Regions from separate parts of the Homo sapiens genome. Here region 1 is linked to region 2. Evidence: read pairs that join two places in POLR2A ChIA-PET (ENCODE). Cell type or tissue: HepG2. All regions are shown on one strand. Links, peaks and the distances in the headings refer to the core of each region. The heading gives the core; the rest is flanking DNA.

Region 1 (9,817 bases), core at 1,041-9,040, 800 kb before region 2:
CAAAAAATTAGCCGGGCATGGTGGTGGGCGCCTGTAGACCCAGCTACTTGGGAGGCTGAGGCAAGAGAATGGCATGAACTCAGGAGGGAGGCGGAGCTTGCAGTGAGCCGAGATCGCGCCACTGCACTCCAGCCTGGACAACAGAGCAAGACTCCATCTCAAAAAAAAAAAAAAAAAAAAATCCTAAGGAAGTGGTTGCCTAGGGATGAGAGGTAGGGATGGAAAGAATGGCAGATATTAGCTAAGGACTACAGGATTGCTTTGGGGGAATGATGAAAATATGCTAATATTAATCGTGAAGATGAATGCAAAATCCTGTGCATATACTAAAAGCCATTGAATTGTATGCTGCAAATGGGTAAATTGTGTCGTGTGAATTGTATCTCAAAAAAGCTGTTTTTAAAAAACATCGTCCATGGTCTCTGCCTACCATCGCCTACCCCCATGCTGCCCATTTGGGGAGCTCAGTAATATGGCTGATTGAGACGGCACATTAAGAGATATGAGTCATCCTTCTCCAGTTTGACATTTTACAAGTTTCTTGCTTAACCATCAAAAAACAAATTGTCTTTCTTAAAGAGACTCAGTTTAGGGGCAGTAAGGATTAGACTCCTTAGGAAAACAAGCAAAATTTAAGTTATCTTCAACTGGTGATCATCTTCATGTACAAATTACGTACGGTTTCAAGCACAAAATCCCAAGCAAGCCCCACTGGGCTGTGTCTTTTCCTTGCAGTATGGTATGAAGTTAAGCTGGCCAGGAGAGGTGGGGGAGATGAGAAGCAAGCCAAAGTTATATCCCAAAAGACACAGAGGCCAAAAGCTATCAGTTCCACTCCAATTTCCTATGCAATGGAGCAGAGCTTCCCTGCTGGGGAACCGATTACAAGCATGCTGGCTACGTAAGAGGAAACAGGCTTTCTTTCCAGAGAGAAACCCATCTTGCTGCTCTAAACAGAGCTGGCAGCATGGTAGTCTGCTGACCTTGCACACTGAGCTCTGGGCAGCTTCGGTCAGAAGGCCGGCAGATTGTGGCAAGTCCTGGCCAGCAGACACAGATGCAGCAGGAGCATCTGGATGCCGAAGCCTACGGATGCTGAGGCACTCGCCTCCAGTGCCTGCCCTGGCCTCCACAATGACATATTGTCCACAGCAGGGGTGGTGTGGCTGATGATCTGCTGGGTAAGTCGCCCACGGTAAAGTCTGTGTCAAACATTTCAGTGCACTAGTCAGATACAAATGCAAGAAAACCTTATTTTTGGAAGAGCAACCCACAGATTTTCTTAAGAAGCAAATAGCAGAGTGAAAGCAGCACTAATTTCCTGGTGGTGACACCCTGGGATCACACCAGCAGCAGCTGTGGTCTGCCCAGTCATCCAGCCCTGCTTTAAAAGGGTGAGAACCAGCTGAGATCAGAACAGAGACAGCAGTATTTGCCAGAAATGAGTTGCCCAGGGGCACCTCCAGGTAGAAGGGGGAGATCAGCTCTCTCTGGGTTTAAGGCATCTCAGCTCCAGAGCCATCACCCAGTCTCTCTCCTCCTCTCCCCAGATCCTGAGTTCCCCTTGCTGTGCAACAGCTCAACCAGCTCATTATGCTTCCTGAATGTTTTTAAAGAAAAAAAAAATGTGAAACATAATTACAGGCTCTGACCCCAAATGACTTTAACCCTGACAAGAGCACCCAAGACTCACTGTGGGAATACAGTTTCCCTGTGATTGCCCAGGAGCAAAAGTTTCCTTTCAGGAGCTCCCCCACATCCGCTGGCAATGCTGCTGAAGGGTTCCCGCTCACAGGCCAAGCTCACGGAACAACTGGATCCCAGGCGTGGAGCCACACTGGCTGACATGTTCTCAAGCTGCTAGAACTTTTACGCTTCTGAAACCCTCCTGCATCATTCCTAGGCCTGCAGTAATGCAAACACCCTCCAGATATCTGAGATGTGCCCACGAGGCTGGAGAGCACAGCTGTGCACATTAAGGAAGAACAGGATTTGGGGACCAGATTTATGCAGAATCTCTGCTGACCTATTTAGACCTAATGTGTGGTCCAAGGACTCCCACCATGCAAATCACTTGGGGTGAGATGGAAGGGAGTGGGGGCGGGGGTATAGGAAATTCGGGTTTCCAGACCTGCCTAGAGCTCATGCATCAGCATTTCCTTGGGTAAAGCCAGAGAATCTGCAGTTAGGGGAATTCTTGTACACCTTCACTTTTAAGAACCACTATCTTACAAGGACACTCTAAAGGCAGATTCCAATAACAGGTCACTTACCACAGGCCTGCTTACACTGCTAAGCATAATATCTACAATTATCTCAGCTGCTCCTCACAATAATATTGTAAGGTATAATAGATATTTATTATCCTCCCTTGCACTTATGCTGTTTTCTCCAGTTTCATCTCCAAAGGTCAAATCCAAAGGCCTCCAAACAGTCCTCACCTAAACTGGCCAGGATGAAACATCAAGTCATCAAAGCCTCTCCAACTCTCTGCTACCCACCTGCTAAATGTGGATGCTCCCTATGGTTTCAGCTTCCACTCTCTTCTCTCACTCCATGCCAGGCGTTCTTCACCCTTGCTGCACATTAGAATCACCTGGGGAGTTTTTAAAATGTCCCATGCCCAGACTGCAACCCAGCCAAATTATATCAGAATCTCTGAAGGTGAGTCCTGAGCTCCTCAGGTGATTTCAATGGACAGCAGAGGCTAAGGACCCCTGCGTGGGTCTCACTCTTATAGATTCAGTCACTCCCAGGGCCTCAAATACCACCTGGAGAGAGCCAAACCTATACCTGTAGCCCTCATCTTCCTCCAGAGTTCCAGACTTGTGCTTCCCACAGCCTTGTGGGTGTCTCCACCTGCATGCCCTGCAGGAACTCAGCAAGGACAAACCTTACTTCACTCTGTATCCCCCATCACACACCACGATTCCTCTCCTGTATGCAGTTCAGCCATCCTCCCAAGGCCTAAGAAGGAAACTCTGGAGATGCCCCTAACTCCTCTGTCATCCCTTCCTCAGGCACTATGCTGCTGACTATGTGTTCTCTTCATCCACACCTGATCATCTACTCTCAAAAACACCATGAATCGGCCAGGCGCAGTGGCTCATGCCTGTAATCCCAGCACTCTGGGAGGCCAAGGCGGGCAGATCACGAAGTCAGGAGATTGAGACCATCCTGAGTAACACGGTGAAACCCCATCTCTACTAAAAAAAAATACAAAAAATTAGCCGGGCATGGTGGCACGCACCTGTAGTCCCAGCTACTCAGGAGGCTGAGGCAGGAGAATCACTTGAACCCGGGAGGCGGAGGTTGCAGTGAGCCAAGATAATACCACTGCACTCCAGCCTGGGCAACAGAGAGAGACTCCATCTCAAAAAAAAGCCATGAATTCTGCATTCCACTCTATAACTTATCAGTGTTTATTTGAATATTCAAATTGTGATCCCACTGAGTAAAACAGATTTTCAGCAGACTGTATTCCCTGGCACACAGCCTCCTGCCCCAGACACCTGCACCCAAGCCTAAGGAGTGCATTGCTCCCCTCCCTTTTCCCCCAGGTGTGATGGGCAGATGGTGTCCATTCTCTCACATACTTCTGCCTTGGGACAGTGTTAAGAAGAGAATGACTCTCATAACACTGGTGAAATATGGGATTATTTTAGGCAATACAATGACAAATACTTTTCAATGTAATGATTATGATTTAATAATTATTTGAAGATATTTAGAAAAAAAAAGTTAACCATATCAAACTTGCAATTTCTGAATGCAGGTTCAAAAGCTCCTTTTTGAAATAAATGTATTTTGTAATGAGTAGACTTTTTTCAAAGTAAATAAAGGGTGGTGAGGTGGGGCAAAAATAACAGAGGTACCCTTCACATGACTGATCATTAGTGACCACACTGCCCCCTTGGGCTCGATAAGCCTTCAGTTGCCTTTCCCACAGGCCTCTGCTCCCTCCCCCAGAGGCCCTTTTAAACTGCTAGCAATCTCCCCTTTGTGCTGTGGGCTGCCTGTTTCCCTGCCTCCTCTCAAAACAGTGAGCATCTAGGAGACAAGGACTGTGCCTGCTTCATGCCAGGAACCTGGCCAATGTAGCCTTCTACATCAACAGGAGCTGGAACAGAGATGGCAGAGGACATGTGGCATGATCCTGTCCTCTATCAGGGAAAAGTGCTAAGCTCTGCAGGAGAAGCTGCCAGAGAGAGATGTCATGCAAAACTCCCGACTCCCTCACCAGCTCCCAGGAATTCCAGTGCCCACCGGGAAGCTTCTATGATAGGCAACGTGTCCCCTAGACCAGAGTCACGGTCTCCGGTCACAGAAGGCAGAAGACTGCCCTCCTTCAACAAACCTGCCGAATCTCCTGAATGTTACACGCACCGCACAAAGATAAAAACTCAACAGCACCATCACTAGGAACACAAACAAGGTCTCTGGGATCCTACATTCAACTGATTTCTAGGTACAGCTGTCTCAGTTTAGGGAATGATTTTTGCTGTGGCTTTTAATCCCAGAATTAACAATACACACAAACTGGAAAGGGGAAAATGGAGAAAATTCTAAGTATTGTTTTATTTACAGAGACCATTCTGTAATAAACTGTCTAAAATGGTGAGTTTCCTTCCTACTCTAAAATCATGGTTTATCAAATTCAGTTCACTTAGAACTTTTCAGAAACACTGTTATGAAATACTTATTAAAATGAAAAATGTACATACCCTTTGGTCCAGCAGTTTCATTTCTAGGAATTTGTCACTCATGTGCCTCATGCCAGAGGTGCCAGGATGTTCACAACAACATTACTTGCAATGGTGAAAGGTTGGAAATAATCTAAATGTTTATTATTAGGGGAATGGTTACATACACTATATTTAATTCATACAATAGAATACAATGCAATCTAACAATGAGTGAGCTCTCTATGTACCAATGTAGAATAATATCTAATATATTAAAAGCAAAGGGTAAAACAGCACATATGGCACAATGTGTATGTGTATTTGTTGGCACATGCATAAATTACATCTGAAAAATACCAAAGAAACCAATAAAATGCCTCCAGAGGAAGAAGTGGGGATCAGGAGACAGGAAGCATTGGAGGGATATTCACATTCTCTTTTGTCTCTTTTGAATTATGAACAACTTATAGGTATTACCTATTTAGGCAACCCTTTTAAAAAGAAACATAGCTATGAGTTAAAGTAAAAATGCCTTATTTTATTTGTTCGACTAATATTCATTGTCTACCCCTGACCCACAAGTGTGATAACGAGATACGCAGTCAGGAATTTGCTAAGGCTTTGGTCCTATCTGTTTGACAGTCTCCTTGGCACAGAAACAGCCAAAGTTCAACTCAGTCAGCTTGGAGATCTATCTGAAGTCTCAGAGGAGGAGGCAGTTCATATTTTCAAAGTGTTCAAATTAGCCTGCAGTAAACTTAAAAGCAGATGTGACAGCAAGATCAGATGAGTTTTGAAACTTACCAGCGGTATCTTTTCAAACCATATAAAATAGGAGTTTTTTGAGCTTTTGCTGTGTGGCAGCAGCAAGAGTCAAAGAGTAGCTACTGGCTTGGCCCAGAGAAACCAGCTAGTTAACAGTTTGGTGTGGAATTCACAAACCCCTCAAACCTTTGTCTATCTGGCAAAGAAAACACACACACACACACACACACCACCCTAACCCCAGGAATCTCCTCTTTCTAAATATAGCAGGAAACTGCCCAGTCTCCAGCTTACCCAGGGCAGCATTCTGTGCCTTCCAATCAAGGTGAAATGAGCCAGACACAAACATGCCATGACAGCTCGTGGCCCACACTGCCAAGCTGTTTTCCTTACCATTTCCTCTCTCTCCATTCTGAGGTGCTACAAAAATGTGTAAACCCCAGTCACTATAATTTGTAAAAATTCCTCTGGCTGCTAATGCTGTTGTTCTCACCCTAAATAAACATGATTTCCTTCCTAGTCCCTGAGCCTGGAGGTTAGAATAGACTCTTAGATATGGGCAAAGCCCCATCCCATCTCCCATCTGACCTATAAGAACATGCCACTCAGAAAGCATATCAAGCAGTTCCAGGGCTAATAGGGACACATCCAATTAATTGTCATCTCTCTTTCCCTGGCACACATACACACACACTAAGTTTTTTTTTTTTTTCTATCCCTTGGTTGTTTTAAAATCAGTGTCAGTGTCTAACAGAAGGGTCTGTTAAGGATGCTTCTGATTTAACCAAAAGATTAAGCTTCAGAAACAATCTAACATACTCAAAGGAGCACCAAATTATCAACCGGCTACAAGGATGCAAAGGACCTAAACAACAGATGTCAAAGGGCTTGTAAAAACTGGAGCCAGCAACCATTCCACTTGAAGGAATCCATCTCAGGGAAATGCTGGAATCCACACACAAAAGCAGGTGTGCAAATAATCACTGCAGCACGCCTTCTAATAGTGAACAACAGAGACAATCCAAATATCCTTCAACAGGAAACTGAGTAAATACCAACTATGGCATATCCACATAAAGCTCTCTGCAGTCATTAAAAAGAATGCACTACATGCATGTACTGACATGGAAGGTCTTCAAGACAAATGATCAACTCGAAAAGCAAAACACAAAATAATCCTTATAGTATAATCCCATTTATGAAAAAAACACGCAGAAAAAGGACAAGAAAAAATGCATACCAAACTGCTAACAATGATTGTTAGCTAGGAAAAGGGGGTGCTTTTACACTGTATACGTCTATACTCTTTGATGCTTGCATGAGAATGTATTCAGGAACTATCCATGTCATAATATTTTGTCTTTGCATTATAAGATTAGGTCATTCATTCATATTGTTAATTTTACCCCTAAACCTAATCCTTCCCAAGCAAACTATTTTAGCAAATAGTACCATCATTCACATAACTGCTCAGGCCAAAAATATCTGAATCATTCTAGACTTCTTTCTTTTCTCTCATAGCCCATATGCTGTGCAGCAAATCCTGTGGGCTCTACTTCCAAAAATACCCAGCCTCTGACCACCATCTGTGATGCTGTCACCCTAGCCCACGGTGCCATCATCTCTCACCTCAACTATTACAACAGCTTCCTTACTGGTCATCTTGCCTCCATTGTTGCTCCACTACGCTTGGTCTCTACACAGCTGCCTACATAATCTTTTTAAAGTATGAGTACGATCATGGCACAGCCTTCCATGGCTGCCCATCACACTTAGAATAAAACTCTAAGTCCTTTCTAGAATTCAAGATCCCTATGACCTTGCCCTGGCCTATCTCTTTGTGCATTCGCCTTCACTCTGCTACAGTCACAACTGGCCGCGCCACTGGCCCCCAAACATCCCACTCAATCTCCCCGCTAATGACTCCTACATTGGTTACCTCCATCCAAAAAGCCATTACTCTAGTCTAGGGCTCTGGAGGACATGGTAAAGGCAGAGCAGGGTCTCCGTATTTCCTGAACGAAACTCTTCTTCTGATGGCAAAAAATATATAATTTGAAACAGAAGGGGTTATAATTTTAAAAGGTAAAACGAGGCTCACTCAGAAACTTAAATCTAGAAAAACTACTTTGACTGCTAGGTTAGTATTCCTCCACTGGCTAATTTTTAGAAATGCAATGACCTTGACAGGATAACAAAGTCCCCTTTACAACTTGCTTTCCCCAGTAGCTCAATGGTGATAACAGTTCTTCCTTGGCCGGTTCTCATTTTGTCCATTGAGAGGGCTTGGATCATTAGCTTATGCAGGCCAGAATTAGGAAGTCCAGCCTGTGTGGCATCTGCCCAGAGCGATGCCCACTGGCCTAACAAGAGCAGAAATCTGAACCACAGCCTCATAAGAACCACTTCCTAATTCCTGAGATCCTGAAACTGATCAGTTAAATACATCTAAGGTTGAAGCACATGGAAACAAATAGTCCCCAAAAGAGGGCAAATGGAGAAAATATACTAAGTGCTGTTCACTTAATCATCAAAAGTTTTATGAGACAAAGTAAAGGAAAAAAAAGATCTGAATAGACATTTCAGCAAAGATGACGCACCAATGGCCAACAAACACATGAAAAGGTGCTCATCCTCATTGGTCACCAGGATAATGCAAATTAAAACCACAACGAGATACCACTTCACACCCACTAGAGTGGCTACAATCAAAAAGAAAGACAACAACAAGTATTGGCGAGGATGTGGAGAAATCAGAATCCTCATACATTGTTGGTGGGAATGTGAAACGGTGCTTCTGTTATGGAAAACAGTATGGTAGGTTTTTTTAAATAAACACAAGTTTAAATTAAACTTAAACATAAATTTACCATACAACCCAGCAAAATTCTACTCCTAGGTAAAAAATGAAATTAGAAGTGAAAACATATATACACATGAAGACACGTATGCAAACATTCATAGCAGCATTATTCATAAGAGCAAAAAACTGGAAATGACCCAAATCATCAGCTGGTGAATGGATAAACAACTTATGGTTTACAAAATGGAATATTTTCTAGCAATAAAAAGGAACAAACTACTGATACATGCTACAACACGATGAGCCTCAAACACAGCATGCTTAGTGAAAGAAGCCAGATGCATAAGACTACATATTATATGATTCCATTTAGCTTAATTTTTCAGGGAAGAGAAATCTATAGAGACAGAAAGTAGTAGATCAGTGGTTGTATGAGGCTTCAGGCAAAAATGCAGTGCCTGCAAATGAGCATGAGAAAGCTTTTCGGGGTGCTAAAAATGTTCTAAAACAGGACTAGGATGATGGTTGCATAACTCTGTAACTACAAACCACTGAATTATACACTTAAGAAAAGTGAGTGGCTAGGAGCCGTGGTTCATGCCTGTAATCGCAGCACTTTGGGAGGCCAAGACGGGAGGATCACCTGAGACCAGGAGTTCGAGACCAGCCTGGGCAACAACAAAGTGAGACCCCCATCTCCACAAATAATAAAAACAATAAAAAATAAAATCTTAAAAGGTGAATTTTATGGAATGTAAATTATAATTCAATTAACCTTTTATGAAAAATTCCCCCAAAAACATGCTGACCTGAAGCAAGTAACTGCTTTGAAAGGAATAAATATAAATATAGTGTTCTTGTGAGAGACAACCATGATCAATTGGTATGTCAATTCCAAGTGTTAGTGATCATACTGAAGGGAAACGAAATGGAAAGAAAAAAATACATTTTTATGACTTTAAAAGAGAAAGAATAGTCTTTCCTAATGACAGCTGTTGATAATTAAAACTCAACAATAAGATATTTAGCCATGAAGAGAAATGAAATCCTAACACATGCTATTAACATGGATGAACCTTGAAAATATTTTGCTAAGTGAAATAAGCCAGATATTTATGACAAATATTGTATAATTCCACTCATAAGAAGTACACAGAATAGGTAAATTCATACAGACAGCAGAATAGAGGTTACTAGGGTTGGGGGAGGGGAAAGTGGGGAGTTATTGTTTAATGGGAACAGAGTTCCAGTTTGAGATTATGAAAATGTTCTCGAAAGAGATAGTAATTATACAACATGGTGAACATGCTGAAAACCACTGCATTATATACTTAAAAATGACTAAAGTGGTAACCGTTGTGTTATGTATATTTTACAACAAACAAACCTCGACAAAGAGAAATAACCCAAATAAAAATGGGCAAAAGATCTGAAGACCCCTCACCAAAGAAGATATGCAGATGGCAAGAAAGCAATATGAAAAGATGCCAAACATCATATGTCATAAGGAAATAGCTAAATTTTTTAAAATGAGATACCACTACACACCTAGTAGGATGGTCAA
Region 2 (9,817 bases), core at 666-8,665:
GTAGTACATTCCCACAGCTTCATCACCTCTACTTCAATGTAGCAGTGAAGCAATGTAAATCTCATCCCTCTAATAATTCAATGCATTTTTGTGTTCCTAGGCATCTTAAGGACAAAGGTTATATTGCTTTAGTCTTCCCAAAATAATAAAATTGTATTTCATATTTTATATAATATATACATACAAAGAGAGGGAGAGATTCCTAATTTTGCTAAAGCCCTGAATCTATCTTCAATTTCTTCCCTGAATGCTGTGAAACACTTGAAATGTACTGTTGACTTTTAATGAAAAGGTTACAGAAGTCTAAAGTAAAGGCTTATATTATACATTGCTAAGTTCTCCATTCCATCTGGCCTTACCTTCTGCAAGGTGCTGCCTGAGGCAACTGAAATTATCTACCCACTCTTTCCTCTCATGGTACTTTCTTGGAAATAATGACAGTCTGCTAACATTAGCAAGTAATAACTACAATAATAATAGCATTAATAATTACTATTTTTCTTTTTCCTCTTTTTTTTTTTTTGAGACAGGGTCCCACTCTGTCCCCCAGGCTGGAGTGCAGTGGTGCAATCTGGCTCACTGCAGCCTCTACCTCCCAGTTTCAAGCGATCCTCCCGCCTCAGCAACCTGAGTGGCTGAGACTACAGATGTGCACCACCACACCTCGTTAATTTTTGTATTTTTTTGTAGACACGGGGTTTTGCCATAGTGTCAAACTCTTGGACTCAAGCAATCCGCCCACCTTGGCCTCCCAAAGTGCTGAGATTACAGAGGTGAGCCACTATGCCCAGCCCCATTCTGCATTTTACATGTATTAGCCCACTGTTTCTCAAACTATTTATGGTAAAGGCCCAGTTTATTTTTTCTCTGATACGTCAAAGATCAACACTTTTATAAGATATAACCAGGTTTGCTTGATTTAATTTTTTTAGAAGCAGAGTCTCACTACGTTGCCCAAGCTAGTCTCAACTGAGGCTCAAAAGATCCTCCTGCTGTAGCCTTCTGAATAGCTAGAACTACAGGTGTGCACCACCACAGTCAGCTAACAATCAATTATTAGAAAAATGAAAAAAAGTCTAAATTTTTATTAGATTTGACATAAAATTATGTGAAATCACTATAAAAGTTTCTAACCCTCTCAATTTCTATATATTATACACCAGTGTAACAAATATAACAATTTTGAATAGCATGATATTCGTTCCCTTCATCCTTAGAATAACCCCGTGAAGTTATTGTTATCTGCTCTAGCTGCAATTTTGTGAGGTAGCTGTTATCATTATCCCTGTTAGTCTGAAGAAGACTAAGCCACCAAAGTCCAATTAAATCGACGTTAAGGGCCTGATTTATGATTCCTTACGTAGACTGGAAACGGCAAACACATTTCACTCCTGTGTCTACTTCATCAGAGGGTAGCTTTCCGAAGTGCCATGTTGAGGAAGATTCTGAGGCCTCTCTGGGCTCAAGGAGAAAGCATTTGATGACTAGTCAAACACATGTGCCATGGAGACAAGAATGGCAGCTTAGATGCCCTGCATTGGCCATCCAGGATCTACATTATTCCATGTTTGTATATAGAATTTCCTGTGCCATTCCTTCTCCTGGAATGTTCCTCCCTGGTATCTGCACGGTTTTTCTTACCTCCTTCAAGTCCTTACTTAAACCATTTTGCCGGTGAGGCCTCCCCTGTTTTCCCTAACTAAAATCCCAAGTCCCCTCCCCTTCAGAACATTTCATATCCTGTCCTTGCTTTATTTCTTCTGCCTCTTCAGCACTTACCACCACCTAATATCCTTATTTTGTTTTCCTGTCTCCCCTGGTAGAATGTGAGTTCCATGAGGGCAGACATTTTGTCTCTTCTGGTCACTACTACAGCCCCAAGGCCTGAGATAGTCACTGACACAGAAATATCTGCTAAATGAATACTTCCAAATTGAAGAATGAAGTCATAAGGCCCTGGTAGTAGAGTGAAATGTGAGGGAGAGACTGGGGATGGGGGTTTGGGTTCACAGTTAAAACATACCTGCAGTCACCTTACATGGGGAGACCCCATGGTAGGTCAACCTGCACAAAGTACAGAAGGCAAAATTGCAGCTGGAGCAGATACCCATGGTGCAGCCAGGTTCCTGCATCACAGGCAGCTGGCAGCACGGCCGGGGGCAGTACACCACATCTGCCATCAGGTCCAAGGAGGACTGGAGGAGAAGGCGGTCATAACGGGCAAATAACTCTGCTTCCACTAACTCTTTGACCTGGAGGGAAATACAAAACACCATAGGTTTGATGATTCCACAACCAGTTCTGAACCTGAGGCGATTCTTAGGATGCTAGTGTAAACCAGATGGGCACATAAATTAAAACCTCTCTTTCACTTCAAAATCAAACCAAGTACATTTTGACTGAGATGACAATTATAGGGGTCTACACATTTGTTAAAACTAAGCAAAGTGTCCAATTTATTTTATATTTTAGTTTTATTTCTTTAGAGATGGGGTCTTACTCTGTCGTACAGACTGGAGTGCAGTGGTGCAATCATAGCTCACTGCAGCCTTGAACTCCTGGGCTCAAATGATTCTCTACCTCAGCTTCCCAAGTAGCTAGGGCAACAGGCACTTGCCATCATGCCTGATTTTTTTTTTTTAAGACATGGAGTCATGCTATTTTGCACAGGCTGGTTTTAAACCCCTAGCCTCAAGCGATCCTCCTATCTTGGCCTCCCAAAGTGCTGGGATTATAGGTGTAAGCTACCATGCTAGCCTTGTATGATTTAAATGTGTAGTTTATTTTAAGTAAAATTATGCTTTAATAAGAAAACAAAAAACTGGCCAGGAGCAGTGGCTCACGCCTGTAATCCCAACACTTTGGGAGGCCAAAGCGGGAGGATCACTTGAGGTCAGGAGTTCAAGACCAGCCTGGCCAACGTGGTGAAACCCCGTCTCTACTAAAAATACAAAAAAAATTAGCCGGGCATGGTGGCGGGTGCCTGTAATCCCAGCTACTTGGGAGGCTGAGGCAGGAAATCACTTGAACCTTGGAGGCAGAGGTTGCCGTGAGCTGAGATCATGCCCCTGCACTCCATCCTGGGTGACACAGCAAGACTCCATCTCAAACAAAACAACAACAACAACAACAACAACAACACCACCACCACCTAAGTAGGCTGTACTTCTGCTGAAGTCTATAAAAAAGTTGGTTAATCATTCTAAGAGACGTCCCCTTCAGATGCCAACCTCACACAAGAATAAGCTAGTGATTCCCCAAGGTTTATGGGATCCTACTAGCAGATATACAAAGTAAATTATCACAATTACTTAATAACTACTTTAACACTCATCCTTGCCCACTGCAAGGCCAAAGGAAGCATTCCATTTGCTTAAGCAGTAGACTAAGACCATAGCATTTTTAATGGATACAGCAAAACAACTTGTGGGCTGGCTCCAAGGCCTCGGACTGCCCCATGAGCCCTATCAAGGAAGTTCCTGAGATGATATCTCCATTTATGGAAGAGAATTAGGAGGCAACCATCAGCAGGGTAAACAGTTACCTGACCAGGAGTGGCCACCGAAGGGCACTTTGGTTCTGGGCAGTTGAGGCATTGAACCTGGCCATCTCTGATCTGGATTTCAAAGTAGTCCTTCAGACAGGCTTTGCAGTACACATGCCTGCACTCCAAGAAGTACATGCATTCACTACCCAGCTTCTCACAGAAACAGATACTGCACAGGAACAATTTACTATTAAAGCATTTTATCTGCTGAGCTTGATCAAAGTCCAAGATTTCCTGGATCAGATTTGACAGTGATTCCACATCCTGCACTGCTCTCTCATCCACAATTTCCTCTTGGTCTACATCAGATCCAGCAGCTCCTCCAAAATCTAGCTCTGTGTTGGGAGAAGCTTGAGCTGTCCTTCTCTGCACTTTTTTCTGAGAACCAATCTTGAGCTCAAAAGGAGAGACAATATTCAAGTATGCTAGGGTCTCTTCCTTAAGAAATTGCATCCAGGCAAACAGGACCACGCTGCCACGGTGTTCTTCCCATAGGTTGTCTAAGTGCTTGCATAGAGCAGATAGCTAGGAGAAAACACATGAAGATGTTGGTGAGTTTGGAAAGATGATGCTGCTGCCAACTCCTGGTTTCCCTAGAAATCTTTTCCACTTGCAAGTTAGGCCCTTATTCTAACACTATTTTTTACTGCTGTGATACACTGTGCTACATACAAAACAGTACAAACATTCTTACTGGAGCACTTCTTAAACTATTCGGCAACATGAGCCAGAGTAGAACATAAAGTCAGAAGCAAGAAGTACCACGAGAAGAAGAGAAATAGCAAGACTCCGTAAGGTAGAGAAATAGCTGTACATTTTAGCCACTGAAATGGAAGACTTTTTTCTGTTCTTTAATCTTTTAGTACTGCCATATACCTCATGTAGGACAAAGAGATCTAGTTCTAAAAATAAACTATTTTTCTTCCATTAGGAGTCCTAGCCCTGTTCGTATCCTAGAATAATGGTTAGAAAAAGAATAGTTTAAAAATACTATCCAAGTTTTAAAATTAATTCTTTCAGTTTTATCAAAAAGTCAACTCATCTGAAACAATCACTAACAGAATTCAACCTCAGAGTCCTTGTTCAGATTTACAAGCTGCTTTTAAGTAAGCAATCTGGGCTTATATCAGATCCTGGTTAATGGAGGGAAGCTGCCTGATATTGACCCTGGTCCTAATCACAAGCCCTCAGCAAGGTTTGGCAGCCATAGAGAAAGCTTACACTTCCTAAGCTAAGCAACCAAAATTAAATTATTTGGAATTTTCCTCTTTAAAAGTGGTCTGTTCAATTTGAAAGGCAAATGTTGGAGAATTTTCCATTAGAAATATAAAATATTTTTAACTAGAGCACAGGAATTATAAGCAGCTTTTCTTTTTTAGGTAAACATCCAAAAATATGCCTTCCAGATGGCAAACAAATTTTGTAAATTTAAATGACAAATGAAAAGGGACCAGATTTTCTGTTTCTTACACTCTGTGTAGTGCCACTGACTAAACCCTGCATAGGTACTACCTTAAATACTTATTGATGAGTTAAGATTGAACAACTAATGATTTTTCACATTTGCATAAATATCCTTATAAATCAACCATGCTTTTGAGAAATCTGCTAACATCTGTAAAATGTGATAAATACTAAAAGGGAAGCTATGAGTGCTGTGTGAGCTACCAAGTCCTATGAAGAAGCCATTCTCCAACCTCTTTTCTACCCCAGTCCCTTCTCAAGAGAGGCAGCTGGGGCTGGGCGTGGTGGCTCATGCCTGTAATCCCAGAACTCTGGGAGGCCAAGGCGGGTGGATCACCTGAGGTCAGGGGTTGGTGATCAGCCTGGCCAACATGGTGAAACCCTGTCTCTACTAAAAAATACAAAAAATTAGCCAGGTGTGGTGGCGGGCGCCTGTATTCCCAGCTACTTGGGAGGCTGAGGCAGGACAACCACTTGAACCCACTAGGCAGAGGTTGTAGTGAGCTGAGATTGTGCCCCTGTGCTCCAGCCTGGGTGACAGAGCAAGACTCCATCTCAAAAAAAAAAAAAAAAAAAAAAAAAAAAAAGAGAGAGAAAGGCAGCTGGAATGCATGTAAATGGAAGGGGGACGGGAAAGAGACTGTGTAAGTATATTGGGGGAGGAATAAGGAATAAGGTTTTAGAAAACTAAAACCACTTCCCTCTGTCTACCCGCCCCAATTCAGGGAATGACAGCTCTATGTGTCAATTTCACCATTAACAGGTGAGAGTCATAATGCCAAGGAATCAGGGTACAGCAACAAACAAGAACTGAACCAAGAAGGAATATAAGAGACCAATTAAAATGTTAATTATATGCATAAACATTTATTTGATTAAGAATTCTACTGTAATTTTAGCTGTAACACATAAAACAACTCTCTTCCCCAGCACACACCTCCGCCCCCAAATCCAGCATTAAGTAGATGCTGGTTGGCTGGAATCTGAAACCACAACCACGCATCCAGTTAATCTGTCCCTGTTTTGTGCGTGTGTGTGCATGCACGTGCATGCACGCACATGCGTGGATGTAAAGTATGAAAAGCTCTCTGGTGAAATAGGACTATGAAGATCTAAATAATTAAGCCAACTATCAGTGGCCTAAATGCCAAACAGTCTTGATATTCCTGGACAAATCAACTGTCTTGCATCTGTTGCCTCTGGCACAGACATTAGAATGTAAAGTAATACTCCTTTTTATTCTACCTGTGTTATCCTTTTTAAGGTTTAATTTTGCTTTTAAACCATAAGCTCTAGTTTGTGAAAGTACTCTCACTTAAAAGATTAGATTGGTGGATGGGGAAATGAAAACTGTATGATCCAAAGAGAAAAACTAATGAGCTATTCCTTGAGGTCAGCAACTCTGACATCTTTTGTCTTTTTCTTTTTTTTTTTTTTTTGAGACAGGGTCTCTGTCTGTCACCCAGGCTGGAGTGCAGTGGCTCAGTCTTGGCTCACTGCAATCTCTGCCACCCAGGCTCAAGTGATCCTCCCACCTCAGCCTCCCAAGTATCTGGGATTACAGGGACGCACCACCACACTTGGCTAATTTTTGTATTTTTTGTAGAAATTGGGTTTCGCCATGTTGCACAGGCTGAGCTTTTGTCTTAATACACATTAGTCTATTGATCTTCATTATGACTTCTAGAAAAGCAGCTGCTGATTCATTATCTCTCCCAGAATGCTTTATATTATTTATATTTAGCTTCAAGCCATATTTATGTCTCAATCAAGAGTTGAGGTTGTTACTAGAAAAGTATATATAACCCAGAGGAAATGAGGTGCTTAACATAAGGCCTCAAGCCTTACTGAGATATCTACAGGAACTATACACATTTCTACTTGTATGCATTTATGTCTACGTGATACCAGTTGACTGTTATTTGTTATTAATACAGATTTTTACAAAGAAAATCAGTTATTGTATTCACTCAGAAAATTTGCTTATTATAACTACATTAGCTCAATTTTTAGTCCTAATTACAATGGAATCTTTCATTTAAGGAATGGATAAGAAACTAAGAGAAAAGTAGTATCAATGTCTAAGGAAAATGAGGAAGACCTCTTAGTCTCCATTATAATACAGATTAAACAGGAAAATAGCAAGACAAGAAAAGAAATAATATACTTGATTAAAAATTACTCCTACTACAATTCATGATTGTTTTAATTACTGCCATTCCTTTTTAAAACACCAAACATTTTCAATTTCTTAACATCAGGATTCACCAAGGCAAGGGAAAAAAATTACAAAACCAAAGCCATTTGTTTTTCATGCACTGAATTCAAGATCTTTAAGATAGTCTTCAATTAAAGGTGATTTTTAAGTTTCTAAAAATGGATAGGAAAAATTAAGTTTCAAGTCTAACCTGAGTTGGTGACAGCCATTTGCCACTAAGTGTGAATGAAGGTGGGGAAGAGGATGGATAATCTGGTGGCAGTTCAAAGTTCAGCACAAGTGGAGGCAGAAAGCAAATGGTGTATTCAAAGCCACTATTCTGGAGACACTCATTTGAATTGCCTGAACCAAAAACAAAGATTAGAAAGGATCAGTTGGTCAACACTTGAGTGTCCACTACTGTTGAGCAGCGCTCAAGAAAGACTTAATGCTTTAGTTGAGGGAATAAAAACCCTCCCCCAAAGCACTTTCTATTTCTTAATTTTAACTTCGTAGCCACCACCTTAAAAAAAAATCTTGTAAGCCCTTGAAAAATCTACAGCACCATGAAATGTATAATGAAAATACTACAACTTATTCTTGTATACACTTCTGAGTACAATTCCTAACACTAATGACCAAGGAACACACAATGTTTGTTTTGTTGTGGTTTGGTTTACAGTGGATGATTGAAGACACAATCTAGAGAAAGGATGTTCATTTCCATTGAACAGCATGACCTACTTAGACCAGCATGTCCCACTTAGACCAGCATGTCCCAACTACCCATGAATCAGTTGGGAAAATTTGTGCCAACACAATGATCTCAGGTTTGAGGATATAATATAGCACACAACACTCTCACAATCAAAGTTTCATTTAAATTACCACACTTACTTTCCTTACTCAATCCCTTTATAGTAGAAACATTTTGAGAAAGTGTGCATCAAAGTCTTCTGTAAATGTCTGTATCAAAAGCAGCAGTTTTGTTTTTTCTGAAGCAAAAGGTCACAGAGTAATAGCATGTGTCATATGTTTATAGTAGTTGAAATGATTCTGGAAACCAAATAGTATTAACCACCACCACTGTACTTGAAAATTTCTAAGCGTTTTCACATACATTCATTTTCTCTTTGATTACTGCTATGTAACAGCCAATGACTCATGGCTGATAAACTGCTAGTTAGCAGACCAGGATGTATGAAATATGCAGGATAATATCCCTCTTCAGTGATCAAAAAGGTAGAATCAAATTGAAAACTGCTTGCCCCTCATTGCAATTTTCATTTAAAACAGAAACATGCATTACCTCTGTAATACTACCACCTATCACTAATGCCTAAAACACAAAATGACAAATAGTTTAAGGTACACTAAGAAATAAAGAATAATAGAAAAATCTGTTTAAGAAATTATTAACTAACCGCTCACAAATATCTTGAAATTCTGTGGCAAATCCAAATAGATCCTGGTTTCTCCACCTTGGACAGACTCTGCTTTTCTAAATTCATCTCCATCGTAAATACTTGCCAGGGCCAGCAATTCATCCTCCTGAGCTTCTCGATCTTCTGACGACATAAGGACCTGAAAACATTAAAATCAGTTAAGAACAGAAAATGCACAGAGGCTGGCCGGGTGTGGTGGCTCACACCTGTAATCCCAACACTTTGGGAGGCCGAGGCGGGCGGATCACCTGAGGTCAGGAGTTCAAGACTAGCCTGGCCAACATGGTGAAACCCCATCTCTGCTAAAAATACAAAAATTAGCCAGGCGTGGTGGCAGGTGCCTGTAATCCCAGCTACTTGGGAGGCTGAGACAGGAGAATCGCTTGAACCGGGAGGTGGAGACTGCAGTGAGCCAACATCACGCCACTGCACTCCAGCCTGGGCGACAAGAGTGAAACTCCGTTTCAAAAAAAAAAAAAAGAAAAGAAAATGCACAGAGGTGGAAAAAGCTTAATGGCACAAAAAACAACTGCAAAGAATTAATCGATATTATCACTTTTCTCCTAAACCAAAAATGACAGCCATATCTGGCATTCCATTAGTTTTGCAATATTAACAGTCTTTTTCAAAAGGGATGGTTGTGGTACTTCTAATTCCTGATCTTATCAGTTAGATATTTTATGACTGAATTAGAGGAAAAAAAGCACAATTTGAAAATTTTCTTTGAAAAGGACAAATCACAAATTTACTTTGACTTGTCCACTGAACCTAGCAATGTGCCTGGTTCGCAAAAGTGGTCAAAGTATATTACACTCCTTTCTTAAGTTAATTTGCCAGGCGCGGTGGCTCGTGCCTGTAATCCCAACACTTTGGTAGGCCGAGGCGGGCAAATCACCTGCAGTCAGGAGTTCGAGACCAGCCTGGCCAACGTGGTGAAACCCCATCTCTACTAAAAATACAAAAATTAGCTGGGTGTGGTGGCTCACCCCTGTAATCCCAGCTACTCGGGAGGTTGAGGCAGGAGAACTGCTTGAACGTGGGAGGCAGAGGTTGCAGTGAGCTGAGATTGCACCATTGCACTCCAGCCTGGGCGACAGAGTCAGACTCTGTCTCAAAAAAACAAAAAAGTAAATTTTTTAAATCCACAGGAATCTTTAGGGCAAG

Evidence for each region. Peaks named below come from ENCODE experiments on the same cell type or tissue, not always from the same donor. Only the 100,000 strongest peaks of a DNase experiment are listed, where the experiment ranks them.
Region 1: POLR2A ChIA-PET joins it to region 2 with 5 read pairs; 2 of 35 experiments call an interaction of 5 or more read pairs at or near these places.

What each region holds. Positions count from the first base shown.
Region 1 is chr5:142,775,288-142,785,104 of GRCh38, reverse strand. All of the region lies in intron 1 of ARHGAP26 (Rho GTPase activating protein 26), which reads right to left. Among named protein-coding and RNA genes, the nearest start is that of ARHGAP26, 9.8 kb to the right of the region's middle. In HepG2, for the core only: a CTCF peak has its summit at 3,908 (motif pointing left); a DNase peak (open chromatin) is centred at 5,711.
Region 2 is chr5:141,972,558-141,982,374 of GRCh38, reverse strand. RNF14 (ring finger protein 14) reads right to left here. Exons shown (of 9, transcript NM_004290.5): 3 at 8,633-8,792; 4 at 7,420-7,571; 5 at 3,545-4,072; 6 at 2,024-2,252. The coding sequence starts at 8,786. Among named protein-coding and RNA genes, the nearest start is that of RNF14, 8.4 kb to the right of the region's middle. In HepG2, for the core only: no CTCF peak of the experiment used is centred there; no DNase peak of the experiment used is centred there.